2 separate regions of the Homo sapiens genome follow, and region 1 is linked to region 2. Evidence: chromatin contacts called from ENCODE Hi-C or POLR2A ChIA-PET data. All regions are on one chromosome and are shown on one strand. Each heading gives the region's core, a stretch centred on a gene start or an enhancer-like site at or near the end of the contact. The rest is flanking DNA. Distances are from core to core; before and after follow the strand shown. Region 1 holds the start of H2BC10 (H2B clustered histone 10). Region 2 holds the start of C6orf62 (chromosome 6 open reading frame 62).

The links. Hi-C counts contacts between places; a loop is a spot of excess contacts on that map. ChIA-PET counts read pairs that join two places held with the same protein, here RNA polymerase II (POLR2A). Pooled maps may share reads with other maps.
Region 1: a map with no recorded cell type shows a loop between it and region 2 (12-fold over the local background). The contact joins the promoter of H2BC10 here to the promoter of C6orf62 in region 2. A Hi-C loop is called at or near these places in 1 of 37 single-sample maps with no recorded cell type and 7 of 50 pooled maps. POLR2A ChIA-PET finds 5 or more read pairs at or near these places in 1 of 52 experiments (Panc1).

What each region holds. Positions count from the first base shown.
Region 1 is chr6:26,270,863-26,274,553 of GRCh38, reverse strand. H2BC10 (H2B clustered histone 10) reads right to left here and starts at 1,623. Exons shown (of 1, transcript NM_003525.3): 1 at 1,142-1,623. The coding sequence starts at 1,578. The coding sequence ends at 1,198. It overlaps H3C8 (H3 clustered histone 8), which reads left to right and starts at 3,141. Exons shown (of 1, transcript NM_003534.3): 1 at 3,141-3,636. The coding sequence starts at 3,170. The coding sequence ends at 3,580. It also overlaps the pseudogene H2AC10P. RefSeq lists enhancers at 533-692, 1,103-1,152, 1,163-1,292, 1,363-1,702, 2,033-2,372.
Region 2 is chr6:24,716,574-24,720,431 of GRCh38, reverse strand. It overlaps C6orf62 (chromosome 6 open reading frame 62), which reads left to right and starts at 1,278. Exons shown (of 5, transcript NM_030939.5): 1 at 1,278-1,892. The coding sequence starts at 1,764. RefSeq lists a silencer at 65-234 and an enhancer at 1-597.

The sequences.
Region 1 (3,691 bases), core at 374-2,873, 1.6 Mb before region 2:
ACAAATGTTAATTCCTTGTAACCCTCCTCTCTTAAAATGAATTTTCAAGAAAGGGAGTAGCTGTGGACAAAGTCGTTCCAGGACACGGAGGAGGAGGTTTAGGGAGAACACAGTCCTTGGAGCCTTAAAAAGGCTTACAGATAAAAGCGTCTGAATGTAGCACCGGGAATTTTCATTTCTTTGCTCCAACTTCAGGCTATCCTGTTGCCTGTTCTTTGTCTTAAACCTCAATATGTTCAGCTAAGAAGATGGTAGAGTTCCTGATCTTGCCAAGAGGTAATATGTATAGCTACGTGAAGTAATCCAGTAATTATAAACTCAGTAAAATTTGTAGAGAAATCAGTGGACTTGCAAGGGGGATATGAGAACGTCTGGTAGCGATCTGCCATGGTTTAGAAATGCAACCAACAGAGGTGATTTCCTCCATCATATGCCGCTCCAACCATTTGCAAGCTAACAACGAACTAAAAGACGAGTTTCGCTTTCTCAGACCTTATTTTAGATTTAAGACTACCCCAAACTTGATTTCCACCCGGCTACTCCAAATCAAGGGCAATAGGATGATAAAGTGAAACTAAAAACGAAAACAAAATTTTAAGATGGTGGTGTGCGGGGAGAAGAAAAGTGGGGATCAATCTAGAACACGATTTTTCCTTAGCTGCTGAGTGAAATGTGTCATATTAAGCTGCATACGAGCTTACTCCTTGGTGACGCTTACAATCTATAGGGGAAAAAACAACGAACCTGGATTTTTTTTTGAGATGTCTCGCTCTTATACCCCAGGTTTGAGTGCAATGGCTCTATCTGGGCTCACTGCAACCTCCGCCTCCTGGGTTCAAACGATTCTCCTACCTCTGCCTCCCAAGTAGCTGGGATTAAGTTGCCTGCCACCACTCCCGGCTAATTTTTGTATATTTTAGTAGAGACAGGGTTTCACCATGTTGGCGAGGCTGGTCTCGAACTCCTGACCTCAGGTGACGCGACCGCCTCGGCCTCCCAAAGTGCTGGGATTACAGGCGTGAGCCACTGCGCCCGGCCGAACTTGGATGTTTCAGTAAACCCTTACTATCCCATGTGTTGCTTAGCCATTTTACCTTGCCAATGCCAAGTCTGGAAAATTACAGATCTTTAAATGACAACATGGGTGGCTCTTAGAAGAGCCTTTGGGTCGTTAGCGCTTTTACCCAGGTAACTAGTTTACTTGGAGCTGGTGTACTTGGTGACCGCCTTGGTGCCCTCCGACACCGCGTGTTTGGCCAGCTCCCCGGGTAGCAGCAGGCGCACAGCCGTTTGGATCTCCCTGGAAGTGATGGTCGAGCGCTTGTTATAATGCGCCAGGCGGGAAGCCTCGCCTGCAATGCGCTCGAAAATGTCGTTGACGAAGGAGTTCATAATCCCCATAGCCTTGGACGAGATGCCGGTGTCGGGGTGGACCTGCTTCAGCACCTTGTACACGTACACGGAATAGCTCTCCTTGCGGCTGCGCTTGCGCTTCTTGCCATCCTTCTTCTGTGCCTTGGTCACCGCCTTCTTGGAGCCCTTCTTCGGGGCGGGAGCTGACTTAGCTGGTTCAGGCATGTTCGCAGCCGAAGTGATACCGTCAAATGACCACAGGAAAATGCTGGTGAGCCCAAACGCCCTCATTATTTACCTCGTGTATATGCAAATGAGGCTGGCTGAGTTTCGGTTTCTCATTGGTTCTTTTAGTGTCTGAATATATGATAGGCCATTTCTGAACTCCTAAATCTCATCGGCTCTCCCAGAAGCTCAACCTTGCATAATTTGACCTTTCAACTATAAGTATGTAAGTCAGAAGTGGTTTTTTTTTTTTTTTTTTTTTTAAATTTTTTTAAACACCTGCTTTTCGATTGGCTGAAATCTGTGTTCAGGAGATAGCACAGTCTACTTTGCCGAATATAGATTATAAGAGTTTAGCTCTTGCGTTTTACTAGAATCAATCACTTTCCTTCTTCTAAACAAGTATTTAAATACTTCACTGCGTCTGGATGTGGAATGCAGGGCAGCAAAGCTCGCGCCAAGGCTAAAACGCACTCTTCCAGGGCTGGTCTCCAGTTTTCTGTGGGCCGAGTGCACCGCCTCCTCCGCAAGGGCAACTACGCCAAGCGGGTCCGGGCCGGTGCGCCGGTGTACCTGGAGGCGGTGCTGGAGTACCTGACCGCCAAGATCCTGGAGTTGGCGGGCAACGCGGCCCGAGACAAGAAGACCCGCGTCACCCCCCGACGCCTGCAGCTCGCCATCCACGACGAGAAGCTCAACAAGCTGTTGGGCAAAGTTACTATCGCGCAGGGCGGTGTCCTGCCCAATATTCAGGCCGTGCTGTTGCCCTGTCTATACAAGTGACTGACTAGGCAAACAGGACTAATGAGAAAATGTTTAATATCTCAAGTAAGTGCTTTAATGTAGTCGGGAAGAAGCAAGTTCAGTAACGTTTACAAAACCTTGTAAAGTTTAGATGGACAGGGCCACTGCAGTGTTCAAGTTATCCTGCAGAAGAGGCTAGTGGGGGTGGTATCCTGGAATATCATCAATAGGACCCAACGAAAAGTAAATGATAAGAGTCGTTGGAAAACCTAAAATTAGCCTGTGCCTTAAAAATTCTCAACCGAAGCAAAACACCATTTGGGACAAAATAGAATTCAGTTAACATTTGTTGCTCACTGTTGTATGTCGGTGACTTCTTGGCTCGTGATTTCCCAGGTACATCACCCAGGAATCCTGCCTTATAATGGTCAAAGGTTTCCAGCTAGCAGCAGTCCAGGTGACTCAAGAAAACGGCACAAGATAAACTTCTCAAAACGTGGTCCTCCGAATCTGGCCCCACAACACATCTACTGAATGAGAATTAGCGTCTTCCAAGTCTTAAAGTAGTCGTTTACGGACTACAGCTTGAGAAGCGCAGAATTAGAACTTTAAGAAGTTAACGTTCTTGGATCGCAGACTAACCGAGAAGAGAGGATTCAAAAATGAAGTGATTCATCCAATCAGATTTTCCAGTAATTCACCAATCACATCGTTGGACTCTTCAGCCAATGGTTTTGTTGCGCGGGTCTTTTGAAAATCAACAAGGCCAATTAGAATGTTTCTGAGTATATATAAGGGCAGTTTCCACTCTGCCAAGTGGCTGAGTTTTTCTTTCAGGTAGTCTGAGATGGCCCGCACCAAGCAGACTGCACGCAAGTCCACCGGTGGCAAAGCGCCGCGCAAGCAGCTGGCCACTAAGGCGGCTCGGAAAAGCGCGCCGGCCACCGGCGGCGTGAAGAAACCTCATCGCTACCGTCCCGGCACCGTGGCTCTGCGCGAGATTCGCCGCTATCAGAAGTCGACTGAGCTGCTGATCCGCAAGTTGCCTTTCCAACGCCTGGTGCGAGAAATCGCTCAGGACTTCAAGACAGATCTGCGCTTTCAGAGTTCCGCGGTGATGGCCCTGCAGGAGGCCTGCGAGGCCTACTTGGTGGGGCTCTTTGAGGATACCAACCTGTGTGCCATCCATGCTAAGCGAGTGACTATCATGCCCAAGGACATTCAGCTCGCTCGCCGCATTCGTGGGGAGAGAGCGTAGAGGTTTCCGGGCAGTAATTCTATCCAACTTAAAAAGGCTCTTTTAAGAGCCGCCTACTTTCACCCGAAAATAGCTGTGATTAACTAATCAAATCTTTGAAACTAAACATTG
Region 2 (3,858 bases), core at 29-2,528:
CAGGTGGGGGCTGAGCGGCGGCAGCAGCGCGGGCGGTCCAGTCACGGTGCGCACTGCAGCGGGGATGGAGGGGCTCAGTTGGCTGGTGGTTTTCTCTTGACATGGCTCCTGCCCGTGCTACCAGCAGCGCCCCCGCCGCCGCCGCCTCTTCCGCCGCCGCCACCGCTCCGCCCGCAGGCTGCGGCTAGAGGGCCCAAACCCCGCCCTAGAGTCGGTCCGTGAGTCCCGGGCTCCGCGGGGACAGGGAGGGGATTTCCCCGTCACCCACCCCGCCCTAGCTGCCTCAATTCCACCCCCTGCCCCTCGGGAAACAACTAACGACCCCACCCTAAACAATCCAAACTCTGGAAACATGGTCTGTTCAACGTGAGAGAGAGCTAATCCGGGAACTTAATTTTTTGGGGGGAGGGTGGGTGGGCTTACTTTAGAAGTAATATTAACACAATTATTTTCTTTTTTTCCCCCACTGAACCTTCCCATTTACCCTCTCCCGCCCACTCCACCCGGGCGGGAATTGTTTCCACGATGAAATGAGTGAAAACCTGAGTGATCCTGTGTCTCCCGTGGTGCGAGTGAGTCGCTGCCGCTGAAGGCAAGGGGTGGGGGTGGGACCTGCGGGGGTGGAAGGCAGGTGGTCTCCGGGCACCGCCTGGGATTTGGGAGAAGAACCCGCCACCTTTGCCTCGGCAATGCTCACAAGAAGATAAATCGCACTCCCCACCATTTTGAACGGGGGCAGATCCACAGGGAAGTCTCCCTTGGGGAATGTAGGACTAGTTGCAGGCTGGGGGTGTTGGGAACCCGGGCATTAATCAGGTCTAACCACAGAGCCGGAATAATTAATACCGTATTATATACCCCTTTTCCTTCTGCCGTCATGATTCTCCTTGGCAGCAGCGTTAGCAGCCGCCTGAGGGTGAAAATGTGGGTGATGGGGAAGTTGGTAATGACTCCGCTGTTTTTTCTCATGGCTCCTTTGGGCCACAGCTGCCCGCCCCCGGTATACACTGTAGTTGATTGCAGGGAAACCCTGTACCTCTCCCTTTCCTTCTCTACCGATTTTGCACTTTTCTCTATGCTCACCACCAAGTGTAATCAATAACAAGCACTGACAATACATAGCAATAGTGAAATCTGAAATAACTAAGAATTAGGTACTACAGCCATGGAGCTGGCTGGGTAAAATCTAATTGGATATTTCAGTTTCATTCACCTACCCTGTTTTGGTGTTTGGTTTTGGTTTTGGTTTTGGTGAGTTTTTTTTTTTTTTTTTTTTGGAAAGCAAGGATCACACTTCCCCCTCCCTGTTCCTTAATCCCTTTTCTAAAAAGGGGGGAAAATCCGGATGGATTTTAGGGATTGGTCTGGTGTCAGCTGTGTTTTATTGCACACCTAAATCCTGATTATAGGCTTTTCATTTCTCCGCAAAGCCTTTATTTTGGCAGTTAAGCCAAATGTGTTTTCCAGAAAGTTAGTTATTTTCTCCTCTTTCTTTCCTTTCTTTCCTCCCTTTTTCCCGTCTGACCCCAAACGTTATTGTCCAAACATGACTGGACAGCAGCTTTTGTTTCTTGACCCTGTAATATGACAGTCTGCTAATATTGACAGAAGGTGCAGTTTTTGGGTTATAGTCGTGATTTTCGCTAATCAATCATATTAGCAGGAAAAAAAATGACTTGTTTCTGTTGTACTTGAGTCTTAAGAAAAAGTGCCCATAGTTTAGTGACAATTTCCAAAGGCTTTAGTACCACCTGTATTTCAAAATGGGGGACCCAAACTCCCGGAAGAAACAAGCTCTGAACAGACTACGTGCTCAGCTTAGAAAGAAAAAAGAATCTCTAGCTGACCAGTTTGACTTCAAGATGTATATTGCCTTTGTATTCAAGGAGAAGGTAATTTAAAGTTCTTAATGGTGAATTAGCACAAGTAATTTTTGTAAGTGTATATTATTTGTTACTCTTAAATTATTATGAATATTAGGTTAAAGAGTGGTTGAAAAAAAGTCTGCTTTGTATGCTCTGTTTTTTCACCCTTAGGGGTGATTCTGTGAATTGAGCAGTTGCAGCATGCGAAAAGACCCTTGAGCGTTCTTTGGTTTGGAAATAAATTTGAGTCTGAAGCTTAGTAGTAGTATACACTGAGTTGACATGGGGTGGGCAAGATTACAAAATTTTATATGGAGTTAACATGGGAAACCTTATGATGGAATTTAAAGATTATCTAATGTAGAGTATAAATAAGATGGTTGAAAGTGTGAAATTGTAATCAGACTGTTTATATGCTAAAGTTTATCCTGTTTCTTAAACTGCGTAATGTAGGTAACCTTTTCTCTTACATTTAATGAAGTAGAATACACCTTTTAGGAGCAATTAAATACTGAAATGGTTAATTTGTGTTTAGAAGTGTGATTTTCTTTTTTACTTAGAGTTCATTTTGCCTTGTATAGAAGTACAGTTTTTAAAAACTCAAAATGACCTAGAGGAAGTTTCATTTTTAGGGGCGGTGGAGGTCTTAATCAGAATTAGTTCCGCAGTTAAATAGCAAACAGTAAGTTGTGAGTAGTCAAGGATGGGATGATAAGAGCAGTATTTTTTGCAACTTAAAATGAACATTTTCTTAAATTATCAGCAAGGCTTATTTGACCAAAGATGAGGTTATGAATGTAAGGAAGTGCTACTTGGATTTTGGTGCTTAAATTGTTAGCTAATTTCAGATCAGAAATACAATCTTAGTGTGGTATCTATTAAGTATCTGGAAGTTTTCCAGGTTTCCCCCTACTGTTTAACTCTTATTATTTTTGTTGCTGAGACAGGCCTCACTGTATTGCCCAGGCTAGTCTTGAACTCCTGGGCTAAAGTGATCCTCCTGTCATGGCATTTTAAAGTGCTGGGATTACAGGCAGGAGCTGCCACGCACAGCCCCAACTCTTAACTCCTAAAAGGTTATTTGTATTTAAGAACATTCTTAGCTGCTGAAGTATAGCATTGTGAAGTGATTTTTAAGTAATTTTTGAAGTGACTGTCCCAAGATTGGGTGGTATCAAGGACTTACATCTCCACTTTTGTTTTGTTGACAAGCTGACTCAAAATTGATGAGATTGGATTTTAGTTGAAGATGATACAGTGTATGCTCTTTAAATAAATCCAAGATAATAAGTAGTGAGACCATATCTTTGTATTTAATCTATATATTGCCCCAAATTGCACCATCTTAATTCTTTAACACCAACGATAATCTGGTTTTATTCTGTGAATGGACAGTGTCCATGCAGTTGCCCTGAATAATTCATGATATATACTTAATAGTACAGAATTTTAAAAAGTAGTTTAGTGATGCGTACTTGGTCTTGAGTAGTATTAAAAGAGAACTTGGTGTGCTTCTTTTTAGTCTTTCAAATATTGATGGTTTTGGCTGGGTGCAGTGGCTCACGGCTGTAATCCCAGCACTTTGGGAGGCTGAGGCAGGCGGATCACTTGAGGTCAGGAGTTCAAGGCCAGCCTGGCCAAATGGTGAAACCCTGTCTCTACTGAAAATACAAAAATTAGCCAGGTGTGGTGGCGCAGGCCTGTAATCCCAGCTACTCGAGAGGCTGAGGCAGGAGATCCCCTCGAACCCAGGAGGCAGAGGTTGCAAGTGAGCCAAGATGGTGCCACTGCCCTCTAGCCTGGGCAACACAGTGAGACTCCATCTCAAAAAAAAAAAAGAAAAACCAGAAATATTGATGGTTTTGATAATGTAATATTGAGAAAGTAATGGAAATTGGCCCATATAAGGAATAAAACTATTCATTTGTCTGAATAGCGTTGTTTTAAAACTGGTGAGATTTTTAATTTTAAGAAGTATTGTCCAAAATAGTGC